Regions from separate parts of the Homo sapiens genome. Here region 1 is linked to region 2. A link is a loop called in an ENCODE intact Hi-C map of the cell type or tissue named here. Cell type or tissue: gastrocnemius medialis. All regions are shown on one strand. Each heading gives the region's core, and the rest is flanking DNA. Links, peaks and the distances in the headings are about the cores only. Region 1 overlaps DNAH8 (dynein axonemal heavy chain 8). Region 2 holds the start of KCNK17 (potassium two pore domain channel subfamily K member 17).

The links. Peaks named below come from ENCODE experiments on the same cell type or tissue, not always from the same donor. Only the 100,000 strongest peaks of a DNase experiment are listed, where the experiment ranks them.
Region 1: it touches region 2 in a loop (22-fold over the local background); 89 of 110 quality-filtered maps call a loop at or near these places.

What each region holds. Positions count from the first base shown.
Region 1 is chr6:38,869,070-38,874,069 of GRCh38, forward strand. It overlaps DNAH8 (dynein axonemal heavy chain 8), which reads left to right. Exons shown (of 93, transcript NM_001206927.2): 49 at 1,332-1,493; 50 at 3,467-3,713; 51 at 3,837-4,078; 52 at 4,167-4,307. Among named protein-coding and RNA genes, the nearest start is that of DNAH8-AS1, 82 kb to the right of the region's middle. In gastrocnemius medialis, for the core only: a CTCF peak has its summit at 3,103; no DNase peak of the experiment used is centred there; H3K27me3 peaks cover 427 bases.
Region 2 is chr6:39,306,252-39,314,451 of GRCh38, forward strand. It overlaps KCNK17 (potassium two pore domain channel subfamily K member 17), which reads right to left and starts at 8,168. Exons shown (of 5, transcript NM_031460.4): 1 at 7,833-8,168; 2 at 4,642-4,756. The coding sequence starts at 8,069. LOC105375047 (a long non-coding RNA gene) reads left to right here and starts at 7,705. Exons shown (of 3, transcript XR_926774.3): 1 at 7,705-7,973. In gastrocnemius medialis, for the core only: a CTCF peak has its summit at 3,869 (motif pointing left); a DNase peak (open chromatin) is centred at 3,899; H3K4me3 peaks cover 37 bases.

The DNA of each region.
Region 1 (5,000 bases), core at 1-5,000, 440 kb before region 2:
AAAGTTGAAGAAGAAGTGGTTCAGGAAGCTACATTCTAGTTACAAAAACTAACATCTGTGGAGTTCATTAGTGTTACAAAGTCTTTTCAGGTGTATCGTCTTATTTGAGCCTCACAGCAACTCTGTGGGGTCTGGATGGCTAGCTTGTTTATTGTCACTTCACTTATTGGGGAATGGAGACTAGAGGTTGCAGGATTCCCCCATAATCACCATCAGCTGAGAAGAGGGGACAAAAATTTATAAGATTTTCTGGTGCCAAATCCACTGCTCCTGCCAGTATACCTCACTGCCTGTATGACCAACATGGACTGTAATGGAGGCTTAGACTCCCTAAGTCACCCAGGCTGGAGTGCAGTCTAAGCCTCCCTTAGATAATGGTATTTTGGAAATTCCTAGACAAGTACTCAAGAAAGCATCAGCAAAGCCCTAGAGAATAAAGAGAAATCATAAGGGGTCAGATGTTGGGAACAGGGCAATCTATGCATTAAAGACATTGCAAGCAAGGATTGGAGTCAGTGTACTCAAACCTACTGCTTATAAGAAAGGCTCAGAACACTGCCCTGATGGACTTTTGCAGCCATTGTTGGATGAAGTCATGCAGGGTTATGGCTATTTCCCCAATTTAAATAAAATATCCGTTCTTTAATTTCATGGGGTTGGGACTACAAATTATCATTTTTAAGGTTAATGCAAATGCCACTGTGAGAAGCAAAGATTCATGTGATAAAGTAATGAGGTCGTACTTTGGAGCAGTAGACTGGGGCAGGATTGTAGAACACATTGAATGCTAACGAACTTTGGGTACAATATAGATTCAGTGGTGATTGTATTAGTCTGTTCTCACACTGTTAATAAAGACAATTTATAAAGGAAAGAGGTTTGATGAACTCACAGTTCCACATGGCTGGGGAGGCCTCACAATCATGCTGGGAGGTGAATGAGGAGCAAAGTCACGTCTTTACATGGCGGCAGGCAAGAGAGCATGTGCAAGGGAACTCCCGTTTACAAAACCATCAGATCTTGTGAGACTTATTCACTATCATAAGAACAGCAGGGAAAGACTTGCCCCCATGATACAATTACCTCTCACTGGGTCCCTCCCACGACACGTGGGAGTTATGGGAGCTACGATTCCAGATGAGATTTGGGTAGGGACACAGCCAAACCATATCAGTGATATTCTGGAGAAAGTACTAGAGAATACAAGCCTGATTAGGAGAGTAATAAATGGTTCTCTGGGGATGAAGTGATAAGTACTATGCACATCCCAGCTAGCTGATAAATGTTTGTTGACTGAATGAGTAAATTTATTTTAAACTATGCCACCTTAGGTTGATGAAGATGAACCCCTGTTCCTCAGCTTAATCAATGACCTGTTCCCAGGACTGCAACTGGATAGTAATACTTATGCAGAACTGCAAAACGCAGTAGCCCATCAGGTTCAGATAGAGGGTTTGATTAACCATCCACCCTGGAACCTGAAACTCGTGCAGGTAAAGACATTTTAATCTATTATTAGTATAATGATAAGTATGTGTTAAACATTCCTGTCTGAATAGAAAAACTCATAGTTAGTCTTACTTGATGTAAATGTTAAATGAAAACATCATATATACATCATTGCAAAAAGAATACTTGGAAGGATGTGGTGGTCCTAGGAAGATAGTATGGATTTACCCTGCCTCACAGTAATCAAGCAGTAATTTACTGCAGTTTTTACTTATACCTGGTGACAATGTTGGGCGGAAATAGTAGGTTATAAAAACTCTAGGGGAACGGAACAACGCAGATGTCTTCTTGTGCCAATCTGATAGTACTGGCTGCAGCTGGGTGCCTCAGTGGAGTGCAGAGCCTGAGGAATCTGGGAGTGCTATTTTGCTCCTGCTTTGTGTGTGGACATGTTATATCCTTCACCTACACTAAAACCTGAATCTTTTGACTGCATATGTTGGTGTCTTTCTGTTCATCACATTTCATCCTTGTGACAACCATCTAACCACTTGATTGGATTACCAGTAGAATCAAGAACTTGTAGCAGAGACACAGGATTAAATCTCTATGAGCTTGATGCTTTGGGAATATTTTCCAGAGCTTTTGGAAAATTAAGGAGCTGAAATTGTGGACATTGTTGAAAACTGCATTTGAAATATTAATATAACGATTCTTATTTTAACTTACTGTTCTTGCCAGATTATAAGATGTGCAAGTATCTGAGATACATCCAAATCTTACAAAGAAATATGTGCATGGGGGAAAAGTCTTTTTCATCATTCATGTACTGGAAACCATTTTAAGAGTTTAAAAAATTTCTGGGAAAACATGATTTTATATATGATATGCATACAGTATACTGAGTTTTAAAATTCTTGCCATCTCAATGGGTGGCGACTAGAATTTTGGGTTCTTTGTTGATGTCAATAACATTGCTCTTGAACATGTCAGGAACAGTGCCTCTGTTGCTTTTAAACTATAGTTTACAATGGTAATACATTTCTGTCCAAAATGTTAGGAGAATAACTCACTCTCCCTCTGATCAGCTGTCAGACCTTTGACTTCTTAATTTTTTTAATGAGAAAACTGCAGACGGGATGTTATAGCAGCGGCTGTCCATGATCCTAGCATGTCTCCTCGAATCTCTTGTACCATTTCCACGTGCCCCTGCCCAGCTTCTGTGTGTTTTCGCTTCTAATAGCAAAAGGAGGCCTGGAGCCATTTTGTTGGCAGGCACAAAGAGTAGGTGCTGCACGGGAGTTTATTTCCCATCCACCCCCAAACAAACGTCTCTAAGAGTTGATGGAGTAGGAAAGTCAAGCTTGCCTGGTTCCAGGTGGAGCAATCTTTGAGGTGTAAGTTACACTCCAGTCTCCCGAGGGATCAGGCTCAAGTCTGTCCTCTACAGGGCTTTGTCCTCAATCACACCTTGCTTGGCTTCTTCCCATTCCTGTCCTGCTTTCCTCTTCTCTTACTGGTTTCTCCTGGGAGCACTACCTGAATAAATCACTTGCACAGGAATCCTCATTCATGATGTACTTCTGGGGAATTAGAAGGCCCCTTTGAAACGGATCTTCACTGTGATGCTCTGCGTTGCTGCTTTCCACCACTAAGGGGCGATATCATCACATTGGATGCCGAGAAAGTTTGCGCATGGAACAACTGCTGGTTATAGACCAACAAGCCAAAATCACAGGGAATCATCACGCAAGAAGCAAAAACTAGATGCTGAGTTAATTATTTCCAAAATGTAATTCAAGCTCCACATTGTTATTACTTTAGCACATATCGTTTTATAACGTGGTGCTCATTTGCTATGCACATCTAGTAAAACAACATTTTTTACAACTTAAAAATAGTGAACTAGTTACGTTAATGAAGAGCTTATTAAAGCCTTTAATCTTCAAGTAGCTACTATGAATGTCAGCAAGAGACTCATAAATTACATATTTTAATTTACTGGTTAATTGTGTAGTTATATGAGACGTCTTTGGTACGGCATGGCTTGATGACTCTTGGGCCCAGTGGTTCTGGAAAGACAACCGTTATCACGATTCTAATGAAGGCGCAAACAGAATGCGGAAGGCCTCATAGAGAAATGCGAATGAATCCAAAAGCCATTACTGCACCTCAGATGTTTGGCAGACTGGACACTGCTACCAATGACTGGACAGATGGGATTTTTTCTACTCTGTGGAGAAAAACATTAAAAGCTAAAAAAGGTATACACAAACCTCCTTTGTGATCATTTTTTCCCTGCTAGCGTATTAACACAGTATTTTTTTGATTTTTCCATTTTAATTACTTGCAAGTGAAAAGTGATTTTCTGTTTTAATTATTTTCAGGTGAAAACATTTTCCTCATTTTAGATGGTCCTGTGGATGCCATCTGGATTGAGAACTTAAATTCCGTTTTGGATGACAATAAAACTCTGACGTTAGCTAATGGAGATCGCATTCCCATGGCCCCTAGTTGTAAGCTTCTGTTTGAAGTCCACAATATCGAGAACGCCTCTCCTGCCACGGTTTCTAGGATGGGCATGGTCTATATCAGCAGCTCTGCTCTCAGCTGGAGGCCAATCTTACAGGTGGGGCAGAGAGATGGGAAGAAGAACCCTCAGAGTCTCTCCACGTTTCACTTTCTCAATAAACACAGATTCTGTTTCTTTGTTGCAGGCATGGTTGAAGAAACGCACTGCACAGGAAGCTGCTGTATTCCTGACACTGTATGAGAAAGTCTTTGAAGATACATACACATATATGAAGCTAAATCTCAATCCCAAAATGCAGCTCTTGGAGTGCAACTATATTGTGCAAGTAAGATTTTTTTTTGTACATTTACTACTTCGATTTTGATTTTTTTTTCACTCAGTTGCAGTTTACAGCCATCTGAAATAGAAAGTTCAGACAGTCCATAAAAATCATTTGATGATGTGGCTGTAAAAGCTCTGATAATTTTGATTTCTATTAAAGATCTTCTTAATGATCTTACTGTTTTCTCTATTATTTTCACTTCCCAGAGGGATGTTGTCAGAGGAAGGGGAATGAACTATCTTTCCCATTGTCAGGTTTAGTGACCTGTCCCATAAAGTGTGTATAATAATGACAGTCAATAAAATATAGTAATTAATTAAATTTTAAAATAAATAAAAAATAACACATACACCTACACACACACACACACACACACACACACACACACACACACACCCCTGCACTCCAGCTGGGGCGACAGAGTGAGACCCTGTCTCAAAATAAATAAATAAGTAAATAAAAATAAATAAAGTTGGTAGCTTCGTGGGAAAGAACAGAAAGGGGCCTGTTGCAATCAAGAAAACTTGGGAGGCAATTTTGGCTTTGGAAATTTAGCATATAACAGGTAAGGAAAATCTTTAAATAAAAATTATCTGACAAGTAGTTGTAGCATTGTTTTTTCCCTTTCTTCCTTCCTTTCCTCTTTCTTTCCCTTTTTCTTTTCTTTTCTTTCTTTCTTTCTTTCTTTCTTTCTTT
Region 2 (8,200 bases), core at 1,678-6,677:
CAGGCTGGTCTCGAGCTCCTGACCTCAGGCGATCTGCCCGCCTTGGCCTACCAAAGTGCTGGGATTACAGGCGTGAGCCACCGCACCCGGCCTGGGACTGGTTCTTAATCACCATATTCTCAGCAACTGGCAAAGGATCTGACCCTTAATAGGTGCTCTTCACTACATATGTGTTGAATGCATAAAGAATGAGTGAATGAATGAATGAGGAAATACAAAAGTGAATGTGTAAGTAAATGAACAAATGCCTCTCATTTTGCCTCCTAGCACTGCCTAACATTCTTGCTTGCCCAGATGGGGTCACTGTGCCCACACACCCTAAACTCGTCTGTACTATATTGAAACCAATGTTTACATCCACCCCCACCTTACTGAGGGGTCCCAAGAGAGGTCAAACTATGTACAAGTACAGAGCATGTGCTTTGGAGTCTGCTGCACCTCCTAGGTTTGGATCCCAGCTCAGCTCCTTGCAGGCTGTGGGACCTTGGGCAAGTGGCTCGATCTTTCTTTCTTTGTTTTTTTTTTTTTTTTTGTGACAGAGTCTTGCTCTGTGGCCAGGCTGGAGTGCAGTGGCGCGATCTCGGCTCATTGCAACCTCTGACTCCCTGGTTTCAGCGATTATCCTGCCTCAGCCTCCCGAGTAGCTGGGATTACAGACACATGCCACCACACCCAGCTAATTTTGCATTTTTAGTAAAGATGGGGTTTCACCATGTTGGCCAGGATGGTCTCAATCTCCTGACCTTGTGATCTGCCTGCCTTGGCCTCCCAAAGTGCTGGGATTACAGGTGTGAGCCACCGTGCCCAGCTTGCTTGCTTCCTTCCTTCCTTCCTTCTGTCCTTCCTCTCTCTCTCTTTCTTTTGGCTTGACCTTTCTGAATGCTGCTTCCTCCTGTAAAATGGGGATGCTGACATCCACCTACAGTGGGGGGTAATGATGAAATGAGGAATGGAGGTACACTGTAGAAGGGAATGTGAGCTTGCAAGCATCTGGTATATACAAGGTGCTAAATGTTTGTTGAATAAATGAATGATAGAACTCCAGTGAACTGGCTTCTGGTCTGAGGACTTCAGAAGCCTCTTGAGTCCCCATCTACCTCCCCCTCTGGCCTTTATGGGTTTCCTCTTCCAAAGGAGAGTTCTCCTTTCTGTAGGCATCTAGGGCGAGGTAAACCTCTTACTTTCCACCCACCTCTCTGCCTGCCTCCTCACCAACCCCTCCTCCTCCAGCTGTAGGTCCTGCCAAGTTCCATCATCTGGTACTGGTTTTTCTTCCCCATTCAGTTTTCACCAGCGGGATGGGGACACTAAGATTCCAGCTCTGAGAGGAGCCCCATGGAGGCCTGCAGCGTTCTCAGGCTGACATTAAATGGGTTTTTTTCCTCCCCACTATTCTCAGCCATCCCTCAGGTCAGCAAAAGGATGTCACCTACCTGTTGAACGCTGGGTAGCCACAGCCCCACCCAAGCCACCTTTCACTTCAGCATGTCTCCTCACTGCCACTTTGCATCTTGTTGGGATCTCTGGGCATCCTGCAAGAACCCTACAAGTCTATCTGTGATTGGTCTTCTCTGTACTTTCTCTGAATGCAGCTCCTGTTTCCAACCCTCTCCACCTACCTGGACCTCCTTACTGCTCCCCAAACACACAAGTCACATTCCCATCTCAGGGCCTTTGCACTTGCTGGCAGAGGATTCTCTCCTCAGATATCATCAGTTTGCTCCATTATTTTACTCATGTCTCTGCTTCAATGTTACTGTATCAGCTTCAATGTTACTGAATGGACACCCCACCTACAATAGGTGCCCCCATCACTATGAGACCCCTTTAACTAGCTTTACTTTTCTCTAAGCACACCCCACTACCTGATTATTGTCCATGTATCTGTTTAGTGTGTGTCCCCTCACACTAGAATGTCAGCTCCCCAAGGGCTGGGACTTGCTAATTTTGATTACCATTGTATCCTCAGCACCAGTGTCTGGCCCACACTAGGTACATATGTATGTGTACATACACACACCAAGGTATGTATGTGTGTATGTATGTACTTATCTTTTGAGGCAGAGTCTTGCTCTATTGCCTAGGCTGAAGTGCAGTGGCACAATCTCGGCTCACTGCAACCTCCGCCTCCCAGGCTCAAGCGATTCTCGTGCTTCTGCCTCCCAAATAGCTGGGATTACAGGCACCCGCCACCACGTCTGGCTAATTTTCATATTTTTAGAAGAGATGGGGTTTCATCATGTTGGCCCGGCTGGTCTCCAACTCCTGGCCTCATGTGATCCACCTGCCTCGGCCTCCCAAAATGCTGGGATTATAGGCAAGAGCCACCATGCCCAGCCTTCAATTTATTTGTTGAACAAATGGATGGATGAATGAAAGAACCAATGAGCAAGCCAGGAATGGAGTTCATAGATGAGTGATTTCTGGGCTCAGGCCTGTCCTACTGGCCCAGAGGTATTTGTGTTAGGGCTTGGAAAGTACTGCCCTTGCAGGGTGCTGGTCCCAGGGTAATGGGTTTGCCGAAGAGGCTGCCCTCTGCTGAGCCTCTCAGAATATCCCTTCTTCCCTTGTGGCATTCCAGATGTACCTCATCTTCCATCTCCCTCTCCTTCTCTCTCCAAATACCTCCCATGTGTAAGTGCATACAGGTGTGGTCAGCATCACAGAACCCTCACTCCCCTCCTGTTCACTCCACAATGGCTAGTCAACTCTGCTTCTCACTAGCCGTATGATCTGGGGGAGATGGTGCAACATCTCTGTGCCACCGTGTCCCCATCTGTGTCATGAAAATAGGCTGGACACAGTGGCTCACACCTGTAATCCCAGCACTTTGGGAGGCCAAGGCGGGTGGATCACTTGAGGACAGGAGTTTGAGGCCAGCCTGGCCAACATGGTAAAACCTGTCTCTACTGAAATACAAAAATTAGCCGGGCATGTTGGCAAGTGCCTGTAGTCCCAGCTACTTGGGAGGCTGAGGTAGGAGAATCGCTTGAACCTGGGAGGCGGAGGTTTCAGTGAGCTGAGATCATGCCACTGCACTCCAGCCTGGGTGACACAGCGAGACTCCGTCTCAAAAAAGAAAGAAAGAAAATAATAAGACCTATTCTTGGAGGTTGCCATAGGGACAAATTGAAATCTTAAATGTCAAAGTGCCCAGCACAGTGCCTAGTACAAGAAGACCTCGGGTGTTTCCTCAGGTGTACTGTGTGTGTGGGGTGGGGCAGGGCCCTCCTCTCTTTGCCCTCCTCACCCTCAAGCTGGTTGAAACTGAGTGGAGAGGAAAGGACAGAGGCATAATCCAAGCTAGGGGTGGTAGAGCTGGGAAGAGAGGTAGCAAAACTCTGAATTTGGTGGGCCAAAGTCACAGGCCCTGAGAAGAGTGTGGGAGGTGTGGGGTTTGCAGACTAAAGGACCCCCAAATCTGGGAGGCCTGGCCTACAGTGACTGTGTTTTAAGATCTCCTGCTACCCTGGAACTCAATACATGCCTGGTGAATGCATATTTAATGGAATTCCTTAACGTGGCAGTATTTATTGAGTGGCTGCTGTATGCTGGGCCTTGTAATAGACCCTTGGGGATGTAAAGATGAATCGGCCCATCCTGCCAGTCCTTCAGGGGCTCAGGGCCGCTGGAGTCTGAGATGCCTCCCAAGCATGCTTGTCTCAAGGATTGCCCAAGCTCCCATGTAGCTCTGAGGTCTGCTTTCAAGAAGTTCTGGCCAATTTAAAACTAGATGGAGAATCCTCTGGGTGCTCTTGCCTTACCCAACCCTGTGGGGAGGCTGGGATACTGGTGTCCTGGAGAGAGGATCCTGGCTGGCCAGGAACTGGGAGGCGGTAGCCCAAGTCACCAGTGATACCAGCCTGCCACCTGGTGGCAAGTCCTGTGTCATGCAGGAGTTGGGGCAGAAGGATCTGGGTGGCTCGACTTGCATGATTTCCTGGGTTTCAGAACTGCAGGGATCTAGCCTGCTCTTCTTTGCACAGCAGCCCCTCAGCACCCTCCTGAGACAAGCTCTACCTCAGCTCTTCCGCAGAGGAGGGTTAGTCCAGGTGTCCCTGTGTGTGGGGAGGATGGCGATGAGGAGTGGAGGGGGCTGTTTGCAAGCTGAAGAGAGGACTGTGGGAATGGGGTCTGGAGACAAGGACATGGGAGGAATGGCCACCTCCCCCAGGGCTGAGAAACGGGGGGTCTAAAGCTCTTTCTTTGGATTTCTACTTCTTCTTCCTTCCTAACTTTCCCTCCACTTCTCCCGACCACCACTCCCGGGGCTCAGTGTTGGGTGGGCTCAGCTGAGGAGACTGGCATCCTTGTAGTGCCCAGAGACATGTTTCTTGCTGTACTGGGAGACCTCTGCTTCCTGAAAGGCCATGTGGGGCAGAAGTCCCCTAGAGCAGTGCTTGTCAAACTCGAACAGTGCACATGAATCCCCTGGGGACCTGGGTGAGATGCTGAGGCTGAGTCAGCAGGTCTGTAGTGAGGCCCGAGACTGCTCCCAGGCGGTGTCCATGCTGCAGAGCTGAACTGCACTTGGAGTCATGAGACTCCAGGTAATCCCTCCAAAAGGCAACTAGCCTGTTGCCTCTCAGGGAGCTGCCTCCTTCCCCCACCCCCATCCCCCTGGCCCCATCTGGCCCTTACCAATGGTGGTGATGGTGGACACAGAAAAGAAGAAGGAGCCCACGAGCTCCCAGCGCCCCATGCTGGTGGTGTTGCTGAGGAGGCTGGCTCCGTTTTTGTATGCTTGGACGACATCCTGGGGAAGAGGCTGCAATGACCACCAGGCTCTGTGGGGTGATGGATTTCCTGTACCCCAAGATGCACACACACACACACACACACACACACACACACACACACACACACACAAACAAACCTACACACACAGCCCTCACAATTACTCTTCGATCCCAGCCCACCAGGGCAAGGAGGCTCTACCCCTCTCACCAAGGGCTCACCAGGTACAGCTACTGACAGCTACCATGGGGACAGCTCCTTCCCCACCCTTTACCCAGTGGCTAGGTCAGGTTGGAGTCCTAGTAAACCAGCGACTCATTTTCTCCCCTGCTCACTCCCATTCCTGCAACAAACACTAGGCCAGGCGTGATGTGTGGTGCTTTTAGGGGACGTGACCACAAGAGACATGACCCCAGCCCTCAGTGGTACATAGATAAACCTAATTAACTCTAATATGATGCAGTCAATGTCACTTTGGGCATTAAGGAGGAAGTGCAGCTACACAATCCTGGGCAAGGTGCTCAACTTCTCTCTGTGCCTCAGTTTCCTTACCTGTATAATGGTAATACAAATAGTACCTACTTCATAGAGTTGTTGTGTTAAATAAGGTATTATGTGTAGACTTAGTACCTGGCACATGGTGTTAGCAGTTGCTATATTGCCTATATGCATTATATAGGCATATAATGTTGTAGGACTCTGGGGAAGAAGGATGTTCATTCTCATTTGGGTAGGAGCAGAGGCCTCATGGAGAATGGGATGTTTTAGCTGGGCCTTTGAGGGTCAGGTAGGATTGCTTCTGGTGGAAGGATGTTTAGGTAGATGGGACAGCAGTGCAGAAGGTGGGAGGTGAGACTGCCTGGGACCTAGATTAGGGAGACTGGTAAGAAGTGATTGAGGCCAAGCTGTGCTTGGCTTTGCCATGCCAGGGATGAAGTCGCAGGTATCAGCCAAGGTCACTGAGCAAAGGGGAAGTAGGATCAGGTTTGTGTGCTCTGTGGCAGCTGGCAGTATAGAAAGGGTTGACCAGAGGGGAGAGACTCCTGCAGAAGTGAGTGATAGACGGGCCCTGGCCTGTCTCCTGGCACAGGTGGTCCAGGAGGAACAGAGAGGAGATATTCAGAAGCCCAGGCCTCTGGCCCTATTTAGTATGGGCAGTAAAGGAGATGTTGCAGAGGATTGTGAGGGTGTGTGGACATGGGGCAGACAATCGAGATTTAGGACAGGTGGAGAAGCAGGGCTGGGAGGAGGAGGACCACTTGCTCTTGGCCTTGAGGAATTTCAGAAGTTGCATGTCCACATCTGGTGCTCAGAAAGATCTGGGCTGGATACCACATCCTTATTCCTGGAGTTGGCTGAAGCCACAGGAGTGTTGAGGAAGGGGGTGAGGTGGGGGTGGAGGGAGTTGAAGGGAAAGCCCAAAGAGATGACAGCCTGGCTGGGAATCTTGGGAAGCACCCACATCCACAGGTCCACACTGAGGCAGTATTTATGCTGGTTAACAGCTCCAGCTCCTGGCTATGTAGCCATGCATTCGTATGTAACCTCTCTGAGCCTGTTTCTTCACCTCTGAAACAGGATGATAAAAACAGTACCCACCTGTGAGGGTGAAACAGGATGATAAAAACAGTACCCACCTGTGAGGGAGGTGAGACAAATGAATACGGGTAAAGTACCAGCAACAGTGCTTGGCACACGATAAGTGCTGCACAGAGGCATTTACTGTTATTATAATCACCATCATAGCCATCTCCCTGGGCCCAGGCTGCTTGTAGTCGAAGTTCACCACCTTTGCAAGGGTAATGGCAGGCAGCCTCAGCACCAGGACCCAGCAGTCGGGCTGTATTTGCAGAAGTCCGCAGGTGGGGAGCTGGAGGAATCACTTTAGGTCCTTAGTAGAGATAGGCCTGGCCCTGGCTACCTCCTGACCTCACCGAATCGGCCTAGTCCGAGGGTTCAGAACACCACTTCCGCTCCGCGCTGGGTCCCTTCCCACCCTGGCACGGTTCCCTGCCACCTTCCGGGGATTGGCTTTGGACTGGAGACTCTGGACGGATAAGCCACCAGGACTGCAAGACGGGGATTCTGGGCTGGCGCGCAGCTGTCTGGACTCTGGGCTCTTGGACGAAGGGGTGGGGAACCAAGCCAGGACCCAGGACATCAATGCCTCCGCCAAATCGAGCAGCTGCCAGTCTGGCGTCGCTTCAGTCCTAAGATGCGCCACCCCTAGAACCCTCCCCGGCCTCCTCCGCCCTGCTAGGCCCCACCCTTGAGGAGCCTCTGCTCAGATTTACCTCTGAGTCCTCCCCTGAACCCTGCCTTCAGCCTTTCTGGGCAGCCGCGCGGCGGCGGCGCGCCCAGTCCTTGTGTCCGAAGACTCGGAGTAAAGCGGGTTCAGCCAGAGAGCGGCCCTGCGTCCGCCCTCCTCTCGAACCCGGGTCTGCGCACGTCGAGCCCCCTCTCTGCGTTGAGGGTGGCCCCGACCAGCACGCCTCGGGCCCAATCCACCCACCCTCCGGGACAAACGCGCCTTCCCCCAGGCTCCTACGGCCGCGCCCTCGCTCCTGCGCATCCTTAGACCCGGCGCCCCTGCCGTCCCAGCTCCCAGTTCGCAAACGTGCGCCCGGGTTCCCCCTCTGGAAGCGGCCAGGTGTGGCGTTTAGCTCTTTGCCACGGGTGCGGGTGCGACCAACCCCCAAGCAGGCTCAAACGCGCCCTTTCCCGGGTCAGGCCGGGCGGGGCCGGTTACGCGCGCGCCCCCTGCCGTAGTCGTCCTCGCCCCCAAATTTGGATGTGTCCCCAGGCATCTGCCTCCTCACCGGGCCAGCATGCCCTCTCGCCCCCAAGTAGGACTCAGCCCGGCTTCTCGCAGTCCTCTCGCTAGGGCGAGGGTCTTTTCCTCCGAGGTCCCCCAACCCTCTGGTCCCCGCGCAGGAACGCCCACCCCCGTTGTGCCCGCGTCTGCGTTCCCGACGTTTCCCTGAACAGGAAACACCTGACCAGGGCCTGAATAGGCCCCCTCGCCCTCGGCCCGTACACCCCGCGGCCCGCTACCCCATCCCGCCGCGCCCAGGCCGACGCCGCTCGCCCCTGACCCGGATCAGCGAGTCCAGCGCCGGGCGGTCCAGACACGTGAAGTTCTGCAACAGCTCCCACTTGTCGCGCTGGAAGCTGCGGCTGGAGTCCTGCGCCGCGCGGCCCTCCAGCGTCCAGAACACGCCGGTGCCCAGCGCCAGGTAAGCCAGGTAGGCGAGCAGCAGGAGCACGGTGCTGGGCACCGCGCAGCCCCGGACCCTGCCCTCGGGAGCCGCCCGGGCTCGCGGTCGGTACATAGCGGGAGAGGCGGGGAGCCGGCGCCGGGAGCGGTGGACTAGGACCCGGTGGGAGGGAAGGGCCAGGCGTCCAGCTCGTATCTCCTCTCGCAAACGCCTGCTGGTGCCCGGTTTCGCCGGGGAGGAGGAGT